Regions from separate parts of the Homo sapiens genome. Here region 2 is linked to region 1. Evidence: chromatin loops called from intact Hi-C (ENCODE). Cell type or tissue: PC-9. All regions are shown on one strand. Each heading gives the region's core, and the rest is flanking DNA. Links, peaks and the distances in the headings are about the cores only.

Evidence for each region. A loop is a pair of places that touch in the nucleus more often than their neighbours do. Peaks named below come from ENCODE experiments on the same cell type or tissue, not always from the same donor. Only the 100,000 strongest peaks of a DNase experiment are listed, where the experiment ranks them.
Region 2: it touches region 1 in a loop (2.4-fold over the local background); 1 of 110 quality-filtered maps calls a loop at or near these places.

The regions. Positions count from the first base shown.
Region 1 is chr3:126,854,468-126,863,553 of GRCh38, reverse strand. All of the region lies in intron 5 of CHCHD6 (coiled-coil-helix-coiled-coil-helix domain containing 6), which reads right to left. Among named protein-coding and RNA genes, the nearest start is that of PLXNA1, 120 kb to the left of the region's middle. In PC-9, for the core only: no CTCF peak of the experiment used is centred there; a DNase peak (open chromatin) is centred at 4,473; H3K27ac peaks cover 1,534 bases.
Region 2 is chr3:126,777,457-126,786,542 of GRCh38, reverse strand. The region is part of intron 4 of CHCHD6 (coiled-coil-helix-coiled-coil-helix domain containing 6); the gene reads right to left. Among named protein-coding and RNA genes, the nearest start is that of CHCHD6, 78 kb to the right of the region's middle. In PC-9, for the core only: no CTCF peak of the experiment used is centred there; a DNase peak (open chromatin) is centred at 3,782; H3K27ac peaks cover 1,635 bases.

The sequences.
Region 1 (9,086 bases), core at 2,946-6,945:
GGTGATGGTGGAGGAGGAGGAGGTGGTGATGGTGGAGGAGGAGGTGGTGATAGTAGAGGAGGAGGAGGTGGTGATGGTGGTGGAGGAGGTGGTGACAGTGGGGGAGGAGGAGGTGATGGTGGAGGAGGAGGAGGTGATGATGGTAGAGGAGGAGGAGGAGGTGGTGATGGTAGAGGAGGAGGAGGAGGTGGTGATGGTAGAGGAGGAGGAGGTGATGGAGGAGGAGGAGGAGGTGGTGATGGAGGAGGAGGAGGAGGAGGTGGTGATGATGGTGGAGGAGGCGGTTGTGATGGTGGAGGAGGAGGTGGTGATGGTGGAGGAGGGGGAGGTGGTGATGGTGGTAGAGGGGAAGGTGGTGATGGTGGAGGAGGGGGAGGTGGTGATGGTGGAGGAGGAGGTGGTGATGGTGGAGGAGGAGGAGGAGGTGATGATGGTGGAGGAGGAGGAGGAGGTGGTGATGGTGGAGGAGGAGGAGGAGGTGATGATGGTGGAGGAGGAGGAGGAGGTGGTGATGGTGGAGGAGGAGGAGGTAGTGATGGTGGAGGAGGAGGTGGTGATGGTGGAGGAGGAGGTGGTGATGGTGGAGGAGGGGGAGTTGGTGATGGTGGTAGAGGGGAAGGTGGTGATGGTGGAGGAGGAGGAGGTGGTGATGGTGGAGGAGGAGGAGGTAGTGATGGTGGAGGAGGAGGTGGTGATGGTGGAGGAGGAGGTGGTGATGGTGGAGGAGGGGGAGTTGGTGATGGTGGTAGAGGGGAAGGTGGTGATGGTGGAGGAGGAGGAGGTGGTGATGGTGGAGGAGGAGGTGGTGATGGTGGAGGAGGAGGTGGTGATGGTAGAGGAGGAGGAGGTGGTGATGGTGGAGGAGGGGGAGGTGGTGATGGTGGAGGAGGGGGAGGTGGTGATGGTGGAAGAGGGTGAGGTGGTGATGGTGGAGGAGGGGGAGGTGGTGATGGTGGAGGAAGAGGTGATGGTGGAGGAGGAGGTGGTGATGGTGGAGGAGGAGGAGGTGGTGATGGTGGAAGAGGGTGAGGTGGTGATGGTGGAGGAGGGGGAGGTGGTGATGGTGGAGGAAGAGGAGGAGGTGGTGATGGTGGAGGAGGAGGTGGTGATGGTGGAGGAGGAGGAGGTGGTGATGGTGGAGGAGGAGGTGGTGATGGTAGAGGAGGAGGAGGTGGTGATGGTGGTGGAGGAGGTGGTGATAGTGGGGGAGGAGGAGGTGATGGTGGAGGAGGAGGAGGTGATGATGGTAGAGGAGGAGGAGGAGGTGGTGATGGTAGAGGAGGAGGAGGTGATGGAGGAGGAGGAGGAGGTGGTGATGGAGGAGGAGGAGGAGGTGGTGATGATGGTGGAGGAGGCGGTTGTGATGGTGGAGGAGGAGGTGGTGATGGTGGAGGAGGGGGAGGTGGTGATGGTGGAGGAGGGGGAGGTGGTGATGGTGGTAGAGGGGAAGGTGGTGATGGTGGAGGAGGAGGAGGTGGTGATGGTGGAGGAGGGGGAGTTGGTGATGGTGGAGGAGGGGGAGGTGGTGATGGTGGAGGAGGGGGAGGTGGTGATGGTGGAGGGGGAGGTGGTGATGGTGGAGGAGGGGGAAGTGGTGATGGTGGTGAAGAGGGAGGTGGTGCTGGTAGTGAAGGGGGAGGTGGTGATGGTCATGGAGGGGGAGGTGGTGATGGTGGAGGAGGGGGAGGTGGTGATGGTGGAGGAGGGGGAGGTGGTGATGGTGGAGGAAGGGGAGGTGGTGATGGTGGAGGAGGGGGAGGTGGTGATGGTCGTGGAGGGGGAGGTGGTGATGGTAGTGGAGGGGGAGGTGGTGATGGTAGTGAAGGGGGAGGTGGTGATGGTCGTGGAGGGGGAGGTGGTGATGGTCATGGAGGGGAAGGTGGTGATGGTAGAGGAGGGGGAGGTGGTGATGGTAGTAGAGGAGGAGGTGATGGTGGAGGAGGAGGTGGTAATGGTGGAGGTAGTGATGGAGGATGAGGAGGATGAGGTGGTGGTGCTGGTGGTGGTGCTGGTGGTGGTGGTGTTGGTAGTGGTGGCGGTGGCAGTGGCAGGGGCAGGGGTGGGAATGGAAATCTTTTATGAAGTGCTTACTGAGAGCTCCTCCTGGATAAACACTGTGAGCCATCTCATTTCTTCTCATAATGATCCGAAGTAGAAACTTTATATAGATGAAGAAAGTGAAGTTCAGTAAGGAGTAAATCACTTGGTTGAGGTTATAACGGTTAGTACACACGTTGGGAAGCCACGACTTAAAAGTACCTAACTTCAGAGCCTGTGACCTTAACCACTATCCTCACACTATAGTGGAAAAACTGTAGGTCTGTGGACAGGGATGCAAGGAGGCAGAGTCCTTGCTATTTATTCATTAGGTGTGTGACCTCCAGGAACAATGACAACAACAGCAGTAGCAAGGATATGTTACAGCAGGCTAGCCTGTAGGTTATGTCCTTTATTACATAAACGGAAATGCAACTCTAGTGTCTTCCTTTTAAAGATGAAAGTCCCCAGGGCTCAAGGGCTTAAGTGACTTCATCATCTCTATAAGGCCAGTAAGTGGTAAAGTCTTAATTCAAACTCGGTTCCCTCTCAATCTAAAAACCCAAGGCTTACAATACCAGGAAACTCTCAAACCACTTAACTGCCTTGGGCCATCTGTGAAAAGAACTGGACTGGGTCAATGGTTATCAATTTCTTTGTATATTCCTGTCTCATTGATCACATTTATCAAAGGACCTGGTCCCACCAGGACAAGTGCACAAAAGCTCATCTTGCTAAGAAAGGCAGTCGTCAATCTCTAAGCAATATGCTATTTCACTTCTCACTTTCAATACACGGCTGAGAACACACAAAATGGTAGCTTTCATGGTGGTACCATTACTAAAAAAAAGGTGTTAATGGGCTAACCAGTTGGCGGTACCCTTCTTCAGCCTAACCTTGTGAAAAACTTTTTCTTTTTTTATTATCCTTTAAGTTCTAGGGTATATGTGCACAACATGCAGGTTTGTTACATATGTATACATGTGCCATGTTGGTGTGCTGCACCCATTAACTCATCATTTACGTTAGGTATATCTCCTAATGCTATCCCTCCCCCCTTTCCCCAACCCCACAACAGGCCCCGGTGTGTGATGTTCCCCTTCCTGTGTCCAAGTGTTCTCATTGTCAATTCCCACCTGTGAGTGAGAACATGCGGTGTTTGGAAAACTCTGATTCAAAAACTCTTCAAAAGTCCCTTGGGCTCAGATCCCTCACTCAGCAGGTTAAAGAGTGCTCCCCATGACGGTGGAAGGTGGGCCTCTTCCCCAAGGGAAGCTTTCCTGCTGTATTGTTTTCAGGTCATTGTTAGCAGTTCCCTCTGAATCCCCAGGCTCTAGCAGCTTCTCTCTATAGGCCTCTCACACTCACATCCTCAAGGTAGGGGACCCTGCTCTGAATCTCTGGTGCAGACTCTGGGCCTCTCTCACTCACAGAAGTACTGCTGGCCACATTGGAGTGACCGGCAGGCAGGTGGCGGCTCTTCCAACGAGACACACCCCTCACTGAGCACGTGTCTGGAGACCTCCTCCTTCTCCAGTGCTGGGGAACCTGAACCCTACATGGAACCCAGCATCAGTCTCCATGACAATGCAGGACATGCATCCTCAACACAGCTCACGGGGCCTTCACGCCAGCATGAGCGAGGCCTCACTTCGTCCTCAATGTCTCTGACAGGCAGCATTTGGCACTGCCAACCACATTCTTCCTGGACTCTTCTCCACTCACTGATGCGGGAGGCGGTGGGAGGCAGCACGTGGCAGTGGAAGAGCGGGCTCTGGAGTCTCGCAGACCTGACTTCATCTATCAGCCGTGTGCATGGCTTCTGACAGCTACTTCAGCCTGCTTCCCAGCTTCTGCATTTGTAGAACATGTGTAATATAATCTACCTTACAGGGTTGCTGCAAGGATTCACGATGACTTATGTAAGAGGGCCTGGCACATAGCATATGCTCACAAAATTATAGTGACTGTCATTCTGTAGGACACAGAACTCCCTGTCTGATACTTCTCAATCATCAGCTGGTCATCTCTGCCTCATACGTGCAAGCCTAGAATTAAATTTACAACCTTCTCCAAGTGTAGTGGCTCACCTAAATTTTCTCTTTCTCTTAATGGCACCATTATTCTTTCTCAGGCCAGCCTGTTTTCCCAGCTGTACCACCTGTGGCCTCCCTTCTCACATAGCACCTGGCTGGGGCCAAGCTCTCCAGCCAGAAGCCCCAGTTTCTCCACTACCAGCCCTGCATGCGGCCCACTGACATCCTGCTCTCTCCAAACACAGCTCCCACTGAGAAGCCTTCTGGGCAAAGGCTCCCTCCTCCTCTGGAACCCCGCTGCGTCACTGTTTCCTGATTGCATACACACACGTTCCCTTCTTTATTCCTGCAAACATTTACTGTGCACCTACTCTATGCCAGGCACTGCATCCTCAGCCCTTGGCGATGAATCACCTGATGAATCAGACCAGCAAGGACTGTGCTCACAGATGCAGAGCAGACAGCCACAGGCGCTAACAAGACAGAGTGTGGCAAGTGCTAGAATATGCACAGGGCTCAAACCTCAGCGGGGGACAGACAACGGAGCAGCAGGCGATTCTGCGGTGCCTATGGGGCACTCCAGTGAGGTGTAGCTCCACACCCAGCCCTCATTCTGTGCCCATGACCCTTGTCTCACAGCACCTGACACAGGGTTTTAGCAACTCTATTAGACTGAATGGACATGGAGCAACCTGGTCAGAAGAGGAGGTACTCAGAATTATAGAACTCAGAGGAGGCAAGAGCCCAGCGGGCCGGGTGCAAACAGATGTGGGCTAACAGTGGGCCTGCCGCATTCTGGCTGTGTCTCTCCATAAGGCGAGTAGCCTATCCCTACTGGTCTGTCCTCCAGTCACACGAGGAGGCGAGGCAAACACAGGTGGGCCTGGGAGGGCCTGGAAGAGGATGTTTAAGGCCTGTAAGGTCCCTGGGATTTGGAAAGCAGATCCTGAGCAGAGCGCTGCAGGCCAGCGAGGAGGGTGCCTGGCAGCGAGGGGCAGCAGAGGCCATGGGGCACCCCTGCTGGGCTGCCTTCCTCAGCTGCAGCCCACTTTTTATGAAGCCTCGTGTGCCGACTCTTTCCTGAGAGCACAGCCAGATGAACTCTCAGCAACTGAACACACCTGTAACTAACACCAAGGTCATGAAAGGAAGCCTTACCCACCCCTCCCCCCCGCCCCCGCCCCTGCCACCACATGACCCCTGCTAGTCACTGCTGCCCCCAAAGGGTAACTGTTATCCCAGTTGCTAACACCATAGATGTGCTGTGCTGCCTTCACCCCTTCTGTAGATGGAATCACAGTTTGTAGGTCCTCTTCCCTACCCGGCTGCTTTCCTCAGCAGTGTGTCTGGAGTTCCAACAGCAGCACCTGCAGCTGTGGACGGCTCACTTTCATGCCAGCAATGCTCTATCATGAATACCACCGGCACTTGCCTCTCTCCTCATTTTCAGGGCTATCGTGAATGACACTACCATGGACATTCTACAGCCTCTCTTCTGGTGAACCTGGGGGCACATCTGGTGAACCTGGGGGCACATGCAGAATGCTAGGTCCTGGGGCATACCCATGTTCAGCTTTAAAAGATGCTGGCTATCGATCTTCCACAGTGGCTATGCCAACTTACACTCCACCAATGGTGTCTCAGAGTTTAGGTTAAACCACATCCTTGCCAGCACTTGGAGCTGCCTGTCTTTTCCACTTTGGCCATTCTTCCGAGTGTGCAATGGTATCATGTTGTGGTTGTAATTTGCATTTCCCTGATATGTAGTGAGGCTGAGCTCTTTTCACATTTGCTGACCACTCCTTTTCCTGTGAAGTGGAAATCCTATATTTAATTCCTCCTCCAAACACCTTGTGTAGCTTGTGTTTCCCTACACACCAAGGGACAAGGCAGAGACCAGTGTGCCTGGGATAGGGACGTCTGTTGAGCGGTGTCAGTGAGAAAACAGCAGGGCTCTCGGGATCAGATGATGGTCTTCTCTTAAGAAAGTTCGATCGGCAGCAGGGAGTACAATGGGGGAAAGGGCTGACTGCTCAGAGGCAGTGCAGGGAAGCATCTGAAAGGTACAGGGAGGAAGACTTCAATCCTGGGGAAAGGAGACAAAGTCCAGGAAGAATACATTTCTCCCTTTCTTCCTGACTTGGTTTTTGATGCTAACCCTGAAAAAGACCTTCTCCACTTCATAGCTGCTGAGTTTGGATAAAGTGAGACGAAGCGTTTCACAGAGCTGGGAGGTCCTCTACTCACAGGAAGCCTGCATATGGGCATCCTCCCATCTGGCATCCTAATCCTCGGCATCTCCCTTCCCTCCCAAACCTGACTGTGGGTTTCATGAGGCAGGAGCCACAGCTGTCTGAGCCATCTCTGCACCTGGCATTTAGCAGACTTAAATTGATGTGGAGTAAATGAAGGCCAGGCATTTATTAAAGAGGAGGAAGAGGACAGAAATAACATGAAAGAGGACTGGATACTAAGGTCAGGTACTCTGATGGTTGCTTTACACAAACTACCACTCACCCCAAAACAGCTGGCAGGTTAGTCCTAAATCCCCATTTCAAAGATAAGGAAACTGAGGCTAGAGAACATAATGACATGCTCAGGGTCACAAGGCTGCTTACATGACTGAGGCAGAACTAAACTGAGGTCTGCTGGACCCCAAAGCCTACTCATCCCTACCACCCTACTCAGCTCCATGGTTGACTGAAGACAAGGGCTTGGCCAGCCACAAGTGGTCAACTCCATGGGCTCTCAGGGTCTTCTTCAGAGCCACCCAGCACCAAGGTTTCTACTAGGAGACGATAAAGTGTGGGGGTTCTGAAGAGGCACAAGTCCCCTTAGCCCCATAATACCTGAATCCAGGCATGGTGTGAGTAAATCCCACTCCTACTTCTTTTGCTTCCTGCAGAAAATTACAAACTGGCAACTGAGCAAAGGCTCTGGAGCCAGGTGTGCAGTGGGAGCACAGCTAAGATGGCAAGGGGTTCAGCGGCCATGACTCAAGCCAGCACAAGCAGTCGAGGGTCTCACCTTCCTGGTCCATGTGCCTGTATGGCAGATGCACCTGAATGTGTGTTTGGAGTTCTGAGCTAAGGAATCTGGGAATGGCCAACCCAGAGATCCATTCCTTATCTACAAGGAACATCTGAACCACCGGCCCTTGTGAAGTGAAAATCCATGGAACACAGCTGTACAGGGCATTGAGGCCCTTTGTTTTGGGTTAAATCAAGCTTGTCCAACCCATGGGCCAGGGGCTGCATGCAGCCCAGGAAGGCTTTGAATGTGGCCCAAAACAGTCATAAACTTTCTTAAAACATTATGAGATTTTGTGATTTTTTTTGTTTGTTTGTTTTTGTTTTTTAGCTCATCAGCCATCATTAGTGTTAGTGTATTTTGTGTGGCCCAAGACAATTCTCCCTCCAGTGTGGCCTAAGGAAGCCAAGAGATTGGCCACCCCTGGGTTTAAATGAAGGTTGCCAGGTAGAACCTGTTAGGGAGAGTGCTAAGTGAAAATGCTATGGAAACTACATGCTCTTTGTGAGCAGTGGTTTGCTTGCTCAGCCGGCCATGGGACCTTGCGGTTCTCCTGTCCATCCCACTGCCACTGGACTGTCCCTGTATGTAACTTTTCTGCAAATAAAACCCGATGTCTCATTTGCCGGCTCTGAGGCTCTTGTTTGAGCTCTCAAACATGGTGCCATCCCTACTGAAGTTAATAGGGGTCCCGTGCAAAGATGCCTACAGAAATGGACAAAGGCCTTGTTCTGTGACACTGTCAGATGTGCAGACATACCTGGGGATTGCATGGCCCCAGCCCAGTGGATACTGCAAGACCATCAGAGAAAAGCCCGATGCAGCCCAGAGAGAAGGCTTCCCCATCCCAGAGAGCAGGTGTTGGGGTCAGGCCACCTTTAATGATAAAAATCCATCTCAGCATGCATATATGTGTGCATGCACACATGCTCATCCATTAATCCAAACCTGAAGCACTGTGACATGAAACAGAGCCCCCAGTACTGCTGTGCACCAGGGAAGGAGCCAGCACTTGCCAGGCGCCCAGCACGCACCAACACTTTTACAGGTGTTATTTCCCTTAATCCTCCCATTAACTCCCAGCAGAAAGCATTAGCATCTCCATTTTACAGATGGAGAAACCGAGCTGAAAGGAGGCACAGTGACTGAATTGCTGTGTGGGAGCCAAGGCTCATGGGCTCTGGTGCCCACACTCCATCAGTTACACCATACTCAAAGTTCAGGCTGCTTCTTCAGGTGCCATAAGACCCTCACAAGGCCCCTGTCTGTGTCAACAGCTCACTGCTTTCTATGGGGAAATGGAAACAATATTCCTCACTCAGATCTTGCAGTGTGGCTGTGAGGAACAATTACTCAGAAGGATTATAAAGCACAGGAGCCCTACAAAATGAGATTTCCATGCTCAAGAATAATCATCTAGGAAATAAATACTGCAGACAAAAGGGTCCATAAGTCTCTTCCTCCTTGAAAATGAGTCTGGATTTTGTGCAGGCTTTCCTTACCTGCCAGTCTCAACAGGTAGAAGGTGGAGGCTGACCAGCTTCCACGGTGGACGGCCGCAGGATTCCACCCAGCCCCTTGGATACACCATGGCTTGGCCAACAGCCCCAGGTCTCAGCCTCCCCATCTCAACCTGCTCTCACCCGGGACTGTACTCTGAGCTATTTTGGGTGGTCAAGGATGATGCAGCAGCTTATCCAACTTTCCCCGAAACAGGTTTTTACTGTCAGTTCTAAACTTAAAGGAAATAGGGGGAAAAAGGAAAGGGATGTGATGATTGGGAAGTCCTGGAGCCGTGTGTACAGAAGCTGGAAATGTCAAGGTCTGCGAGTATTCAACAAATGAAAGTGGAATCATATAAAAGCAACAGCTAATAAAAAAAGATTGTCAGATGCTGTGTTTTCCATCTTCCCAGCCATTACAGGAATAAAATTATCCGTGGAGAAGATCAAAAACCTTTTTCAAAACTAATACAATTAAGCC
Region 2 (9,086 bases), core at 2,266-6,265, 76 kb after region 1:
AGATACCATCTCATACCAGTTAGAATGGCAATCATTAAAAAGTCAGGAAACAACAGGTGCTGGAGAGGATGTGGAGAAATAGGAACACTTTTACACTGTTGGTGGGACTGTAAACTAGTTCAACCATTGTAGAAGTCAGTGTGGCGATTCCTCAGGGATATTGAACTAGAAATACCATTTGACCCAGCCATCCCATTACTGGGTATATACCCAAAGGACTATAAATCATGCTGCTATAAAGACACACACACATGTATGTTTATTGCGGCACCATTCACAATAGCAAAGACTTGGAACCAACTCAAATGTCCAACAATGATAGACTGGATTAAGAAAATGTGGCACATATACACCATGGAATACTATGCAGCCATAAAAAATGATGAATTCATGTCCTTTATAGGGACATGGATGAAGCTGGAAACCATCATTCTCAGCAAACTATCACAAGAACAAAAAACCAAACACCGCATGTTCTCACTCATAGGTGGGAACTGAACAATGAGAACACTTGGACACAGGAAGGGGAACATCACACACTGGGGCCTGTTGTGGGGTGGGGGAAGAGGGAAGGGATAGCATTAGGAGATATACCTAATGTAAATGACAAGTTTATGGGTGCAGCACACCAACATGGCACATGTATACATATGTAACAAACCTGCACGTTGTGCACATGTACCCTAGAACTTAAAGTATGATAAATATCTACTTATATATATGTATAAAAGAAACAAAGTAGAAATTACCAGGGGCTGGGGGGAGGAAAAATTGGGACATTTATTATTTAATTGGGGACAGTTATTATTTAATGGATAGAGTCTGCAATGATGAAAAAATCTGGAAATGCATAGTGATACGGCTGTAAAACATGGTAAATGTACTTAATGCTAGTTAATGTATACTTTAAAATGTTTAAGATGGTTAATTTTATATTATGTAAATTTTACAATTTAAAAACAAACTATGAGCTGTACCTAAAGCACAGCTCAGAGGGAAATGTACAACATTTGTGGCAAGCAGCTCCCAAAGATCCCCTTCTGGTATTCACATCACTGTGTTATGCTCTCCCTTGACTATGGGAGCAAGAGTGACTGTCAGACTTCTGAGAGCTAGAAGATAAAATGTTCATGTGTTTGAAGCCACTAACTGGTAATCTGTTACAGCAGTAATAGAAAACTAACACAAAGCAGTTTCCAACTAGGGTGATTTTGCCCCCTGCCCCAGGGTGACTTTGCTGCCCACGGGAGATATGGAAACATCTGGAGATTGTTTTGGTTGGCACACCTAGAAAAGTGTTATTGGCATCTAGTGAGTAGAGGCCAGGGATTCTGCTAAACTTTCTATAATGAAAAGGACAGTCACCACCCGCCAGCCACACAACAAAGAAGCATCCAACCCAAGATGTCACCAGAGCTGAGGCTGAGAAACTCTGTACTATGGCCGTGCAAGTTGTGCAAGATGACATTACTGGAGAAAAACTGGATGAAGGAAACATGGGAATTAAACATTTTTGTAAATATATAAGTATAATCACAAGGAGAATAGAAGAATACACAGCTTCTAAACCACTAGAAGCAGGAAAAATAAATACATAAAGTACTTTGGAAATTCTGGGAAAATATATAAGCTAAGGAAAAGGAATCAATAGGGAGGGGAAAATGAAAAACACAAGCAAAAGGAATGACAATTGGTATATAAAAGTCCAAAAAAACCTCTCAAAATCCAGTGAGGATCACAAGTATGAAAGGAAAATAGTGAGTGAAGAGACAGGCACTAATGTGAAAGCGTGAAACTGGGGGAGGAGGGGTCAGATTATTTGGCCCCTTTTTTCTTCCATGAACTGAGAGGCAGTGGTATCTGCTGACACTGGGGGATGCCTGAACAGGGAAAGGTGTGAAAAGTTTCTGTGGGAAAATTATATGGGGCATGAGTGAGGGTGGGACGGTGCTGTTGCTGAGCAGCACTGAGGCTGGGCAGCTCTGTGTGGAGTACACCAGGTAGTCTACAAATTAGCACCAAAGCTTTCTCCAGCCACATTCCACAGTTGGGGGCAGAAAGCAGCAGCAAGGCAGTGGGGGCAGGTATTATGTATAATGAGTGCTAGCAGGAGGAGAGTGACATCCACAATGGCTGACAAGGGGGTCTGCCCTGGGTGGGAAGACAAAGGAAACAGGAAGAGGCTGCTGGGCTGAGAACAGGGAAGTTTTCAGAATGCATTGAAAGGAAAGAGAAAGTTCAATAGGAAAGAGAGCACGAAGAGCAAAACAGTGGAACTGTGGTCAGAGAAAACTTTTGTTGTTCAAGATCTTGATAGAAGCCTGGGTTTCTTATGGAGAATAAAGATGGGCACCACTGAGGAAAAGAAAACCATGAGGCGGTGGGGAGTGTGAAATAGATTCCTGCCCATCCTATTTGTGGCAAGCACATCTACTGACTCTCACAGAAAGCTACCTGCAGGCAGCTGTCAAGAGTTCTCCATGTACAAGACATAGTGTCTCCAGGAGAGGTCAACAGAAAAATGAGTGCAGTGGGGATACAAAAAAAGGTTCAAACAGATTCTCCCCATTCATATTAAGAGTGCCCTCTTACCCTCCCCCAAAAGTATTGAATTACTTATCTCTTTCTGATCCAAGTTCCTTAACAAGGACAATCTCATGAATTTAATCCCAGTTTGTACCAGACCCCCCTCCCACCACGTAAAATGGCAGGCCTGCATGCCTGATCATGGCCCCAAGCTGCACCTCTCACACAGCCCTCTACCTTACAGATCACAGCTGCTGATCAAAAAGGCCTCTGAGGCTCCAAACCAAGTAGCCTCACTAATGGAAAAACATCTCAAAACCTAAAGTTGATGCTATGTAAATGGGATTGTTTTCTTAATTTCTTTTTCAGATAGGTCATTATTAGTATATAGAAATGCAATTGATATTTCTATGTTGATATTGCATCCTGCAATTTTACAGTTCTAACAGTTTTTTGGTGAAGTTTTTAGGAACTTCTATATATAAGACCACTTCATTTGCAAACAGAGACAACTTAACTTCTTTTCTGATTTGGATGCTTTCTATTTCATTTTCTTGCCTGACTGCTCTGGCTAGGACTTCGAGCCCTGTGTTGAATAGAAGTGGCAAGAGTGGGCACCCTTGTTTCTGATCTTACAGAAAAAGCTTTCAGTCTTTCACTGTTCAGTATAACATTAGCTGTGGGCTTGTCATATGTAGCCTTTGTATACTGAGGAACATTTCTTCTATATGAATGCTGACGATTTTTATCATGAAAGGATGTTGAATTTTGTCAAATGCTTTCTACAGCTATTGAGATGATCACATGACATTATGCTAGGTGAAATAAGCCAGTCACAGAAAGACAAATGCTACATGATCTCACTTATATGTAGAACTTAGAGAAACAAAGGGTGGATGCCAGAGGCTATGGGGTAGGGGAGAGGTAGGTCAAAGAGTACAAACTTTCACATATAAGATGAATTTAGTTCTGGATATCTAATGTACAGAATGGTGACTATAGTTAATAATCAGTGGGGAAATGACTCCCTATTCAATAAATGGTGCTGGACTAACTGACCAGCCATATGCAAAAGATTGATACTGAACCCCTACCTTACACCATATACAAAAATCATCTGCCTGCCCAGCATCCATTCCCCCTTCTGGTAAAAGCCTGTTGATTATGTGTGTTTTGGGGGTGGAGGGAAGAATGACTGTTTCCTCCCACAATGTGTGCATTCCTGATTCCTGGCAAGACAGTCGAAGTGCTCCACCCTCCACTGCCAAGGGTGTGACTTGCTCAGGAATTTGAAGCAATCAAGTATGAGATGGCAGACTGGAAACGCTGGAGCTGATTCATTCTAGAGTGGTGTCTGCGGGAGGACCTGCCTACTGATGCCCCCACCTTGGACCCTGAGTCTAGCTCTCTTCTTCTAAGGCCTGCTTCTTCAACTTTCCCTTTGCTTCTGTGAGCTTCCCTGTATCCTTGTAGTAAATTCACATCATTTTGCTTGAGTTAGGCAGAGCAGGCTTTCATTGAAGAAATTTAATGAAAGGCAGCATCGGATTGGAATCAGAAACGGCTGGCCTCCTTTCTCTAAAGCGTATGACATCGGCCTGGGCCTTACTCAACCGTCAATGAAATGTAATGTCAGACAGCTCGCAGTCAGAGGCCAGAACAGACACTAAAACCAACAGGGAAGTGGGCAACATCCAAAGACTAGGAGAGACAGAAGGGCCTGGCACTGTAGAAATGCAAGAGTAAGAACAGAGCACAACAAACAGGCAGCCCCTTCATTATTCAATTACTCACTATGTAAATCGAGAATTAATGTTCACGGGTTCTGGTGAGTGACATAATTACAATTTAGAAAGGGCAATTAATCATTGGCTTGTTGTTCACTGCCTTGCTGGGAGCAGTTTGCTTCATGAACACCAGTAAAGCCACAAAAGTATTAAACACACGAATGACTACCACCACCAAATTCCAGTCTTCTTTTCCCTCTCCCCACCCGCCAACTCCTCTGACTGGGCTCAGCCGCAGATCTTACATCTGTTTCTCATTTCTCGTGTGACACTCCCAGACCCTCCCCTAATCTCCACCCTCCAAGAAGAGGCTTTTCCCCTTCACTGCTGGCAAAGACAAGGGCTTCCTAATACTGTTTGCTGCAAGAAAAGAAAAAGACTTTGGGCCTCTGGATCTCAGCTCCAAGAGGCTAAAAAAGAGAGTGGGAAAATGAAGTTGAGAGAGACAAGGATAAAGAAGGAGGGAATGGCAAGAATGAAAGGCAGATGGATGAAATGGGCTGGGTACCGGGATAATGCAGGCCTCTCAGCATGGGCGCAGAACACTGGCATCTGGCTCTGAAAGCAGGGCTGCCAGCAGCATCTTCTCCAGATCAGCATCTTTCTACAGACTGAAGGCAGCCCTTGCTCCAGTCCTGACCCCTCGCCTGATGCCCAGCTGCTCAACTGGACTCCAAAACCATACACAAGGCAGGAGGCCAGCAGATGCATCTCTGTCTTCTAACAAGCAGATTGCAACTAAGTGTTCTCCTAGAGGATGCATTTCCAGGAGAAAATCCCTTAAAGAAAAAACTTCAGGGATCTAGTTCTACTTCATGAAACCAGGCAAGAATGAATATTGTCACTTCAATGCTACCACTGCCTCAGGCCAAATTAGAGTATTACTGCTTCTAACTCTTGTGCTAGAAATGGCCCTGCTGGTCTGAGACCTCTGTGCGTGTATGTCTGTCTTGGCCTCTTCCACCGTCTTGACTATAAAGATCCTGGGGTAGACACTGTTCATTGGCGCCCTAGCAGCCACTCCCCTCTAAAGCTCCTACCTTCCTTCATGCCAGTGGAGTCCTAGTTTTGTAGGCATTTACTTCATGCCTCTGATCTCAGGAAAGGCAGGCTCTTCTGGCAGCCTCAGGGGAAGCTGTGCCCAATCTAGTGAAACCATGGTAATCCTACTGTCCTTTACAGTGGTGGGTCTGAGATGGTCACAGGTCTCAGCTCCAGCCAATGAGACATGTGCAAAAGTGGCTGGAGAAGTGTCTTTCCTGCTTGAGGTGCTGATGTGAGGACTGGATGCCTTGTGACCATGAGGGAAAAGGCCACAGAACTGTGGGGAAGCCACCATCTGCTCAGACACAGGTGGAATAGCACACTATATCAGCATTCGTCTGCCTGCAGTCTTCTTGTGCAGGAAGATAATACATGGTTGGGCTGTTAAGCCTCTGATAGTTGGGTGTTCTGTCCCTTGAGGCCAAAAGCAGTCCACACACAGCAGCATTACCCTGAAGCACAGCCTCTTCACACACCTTGCTAATTAATCCAAAGGCCTGAAACAGCACCACAGAGGTAGGATGACCAAGGATCTTAGCAAGCGGGCCATCAAGGCCACTGCAAGTCTAGACAGGCAAGCCAGAATCAAGAAGATGACCCTCCAAAGCAAGGGAGAATCAGGCGAAGATAAGGGGCCATCTGTGTAATAAAAGGGGGGAAGATTAAACAGGGAAAAGAAAGTACAGAAAATACTATTTTGTATATGCATCAGCTACCTCTGGACGAACACAGAAGAAATCAATAACAACTCTTACCCAAGGCAGGGAGCCAGGCGGCTGGAAGATTGGAGTGATGGAGCCTTTTTATTGGATACCTTTGGACTTTTGAATCATGTCAATGTATTATCTGTTCAAAAATAAAACCACAAATGAAGGAAATTAATAGAAAAAACTAAAAACAAAAGGTGGGAGAAACCCTCCCTTAGGTGTTTCCCTAACTTTCATTATCCAAGTGATGAAAACACTTGAAGACAAACCATTCTTAAATTCTGGATGGCTAGACCCAAGCTTACGTGCCTGATAGGAGCTCTCCATTAAAAGGGATGATTAGTGTGACAAACACAGATGCATCACACTGAGACTTTGTTTTTTAAATACACAGAAGGTAAATCACTATACGATTTGCTTACTACAGTATTAGTGATATAAGCTCATTGGCAGGATCTGGAACACACTTAACTGACCAAAAGGAATATTCTCTCACATTTTCATTGATTAAGTCTCTACAGCTGGCTCTGATGCACTCACAAGACCAGTATATAGTAGATACTGAGCTGGATGCTAAAGAGAAGTAAAGATAAATAGGACATGACTTTTTCTTGCCCTAAGGAGTTTATAACCTTAATAGGGCAGATAAGACATACAACAGAGGTGCTTAATATCTGTATTTATCTATTATGAAATCAACTATATATGCTTGGCAAAAACTAAATATTTTTACTTTCAACAAGCATGCCAGGACAACTCAATGGGGAAAGACTAGTCTTTTCAACAAATAGTGCTGGGACAACTGGATATCCAGAGTTTTGTTTGTGAATAATGGATTTAGACCTCTGTCTTACACCTTACATAAAAATTAACTCCAAAGACATCACAGACCTAAATATAAGAGCTAAAACTATAAAATTCTTTTTTTTTTTTTTTTTTTTTTGAGATGGAGTCTCGCTCTGTTGCCAGGATGGAGTGCAGTGGAGCGATCTCGGCTTACCGCAACCTCCACTTCCCAAGTTCAAGTGATTCTCCTGCCTCAGCCTCCTGAGTAGCTGGGAGTACAGGCACGCGCCACCATGCCCAGCTAATTTTTGTATTTTTAGTGGAAACAGGGTTTCACTATGTTGGTCAGGCTGGTCTCAAACTCCTGACCTCGTGATCCACCTGCCTTGGTGTTCCAAAGTGCTCGGATTACAGGCGTGAGGCACTGCACCCGGCCTAAAACTACAAAATTCTTAGAAGAATCATAGGTGTAAGTCTTCAGGACCTTGGGTTAGGCAAAATCTTACTAGAGGTGACAATAAAAGTACCAGCAATAAAGAAAAATTACCAGGCACAGTGGTTCATGCCTATAATCCCAAAACTTACTTAAATAAACAAATAATAAAAAGTAGGTAAACTGGACTTCATCAAAATTTAAAACTTTTGGCCTGGTGTAGTGGCTCATGTCTGTAATCCTTTGGGAGGCATTGCCTGAGCCCAGAAGTTCAAGACCAGCCTAGGCAACATAGTGAGACCCTCTCTCTACCAAAAAAAAAAAAAAAAAAAATTTAATGAGCCAGGCGTGGTGGCACATGGCTGTAGTTCCAGCTACTCAGGAGGCTGAGGTGGGAGAACTGGTTGAGCCCAGGAGTTCAAGGCTGCCTGCAGTGAGCTATGATTACACCACTGCACTCCAACTGGGCAACAGGGCAAGACCCTGTCTTCAAAAAACACTGAAAACTTTTGTGCTTCAAAGGACACTATCAAGTAAGTGAAAAGAAACCCAGGAAATGTGAGAAAATTTTTGTAAATCATTATCTCAAAGGATTACTATCCAGAACATATCAAAAAAACCTCCTTCAGCTCAACAGCAAAAAGACAAATAATCCAATTAAAAATGGACAAAGGATCTGAATAGACATTTCTCCAAAAAAGATATATAAATAGCCAATAAGCACATGAAAAGATATTCAACATCATTAGCCATTAAGAAATGCAAATCGTAACCACAATGAGATACCACATCACATCCACTAGGATGCCTATACTCAAAAAGACAAGCGTTGGTGAAGATGTGGAGAAACTGGAACCCTCACACATTGCTAGTGCGAATGTAAAATGGTGCTGGCAGCCACTTTGGAAAACAGTCCCAACATTCCTCAGAAAGTTAAACATAGAGTTACTATTTGATCCAACCATTCCATTGCAAAGTATATAACCAACAGGAATAAAAACATATCCACAGAAAAACTTGTAGACAAATGTTTACAGCAGCACTATTCATAGTAGCTAAAAAAGTGGAAACAGCCCAAATATCCATCAACTGGTTAATGGATATATAAAATGTGATATGGCCATACAATGGAATATTGGTGGTAGAAGGAAATGAAGTACTAATACATGCTACAGCATAGGTGAATCTTGAACACATTATGCTAAATGAGAAGCTAGTCACAAAGACCACATATTCTATGATTCCATTTATATGGCATGTTCAGAACACACAAAAATCCATAGAGACAAAGTTGATTAGATGTTGCCTGGGACTAAGGGTTGTGGGAAATAGGGAGTGACTGCTAATGGGTAGAGAGTTTCTTTTGGGAGTGACAAAAATGTTCTAAAATTGACTGTGGTGATGGTTGTACAACTCTATGAATATACTAAAAATAATTGAGTTAGATACTTTGAATGGGAGACATATGGTAAGTGAATTATATCTTAATAAAGCTGTTAAAATAAAACCAGTTTTCTTTAAGCTTTGAAAATGGAGAACAATTGCCATTCCTCTCAATGAGCAAATGCCTTGGAAAGGAGCTCAACGTGCCTGCTACAGGGCTGCCACCTATGGCCATGCAGGCTGAGCCCCAGAGTGGGAAGTATGGAGTGGGAAGTATGCAGTGTGGCAGTGCTTATCTAAGCAGAAGAGGTGCCTCCTGCAGTCTGCCTCATTTCTGTGTGTCTCCTAGAGGGTATCTTGTTACACTTAACAAGCTCATCCAATGTTGAAGATTAGCATTTTTTCTGTAACATGGCCCCA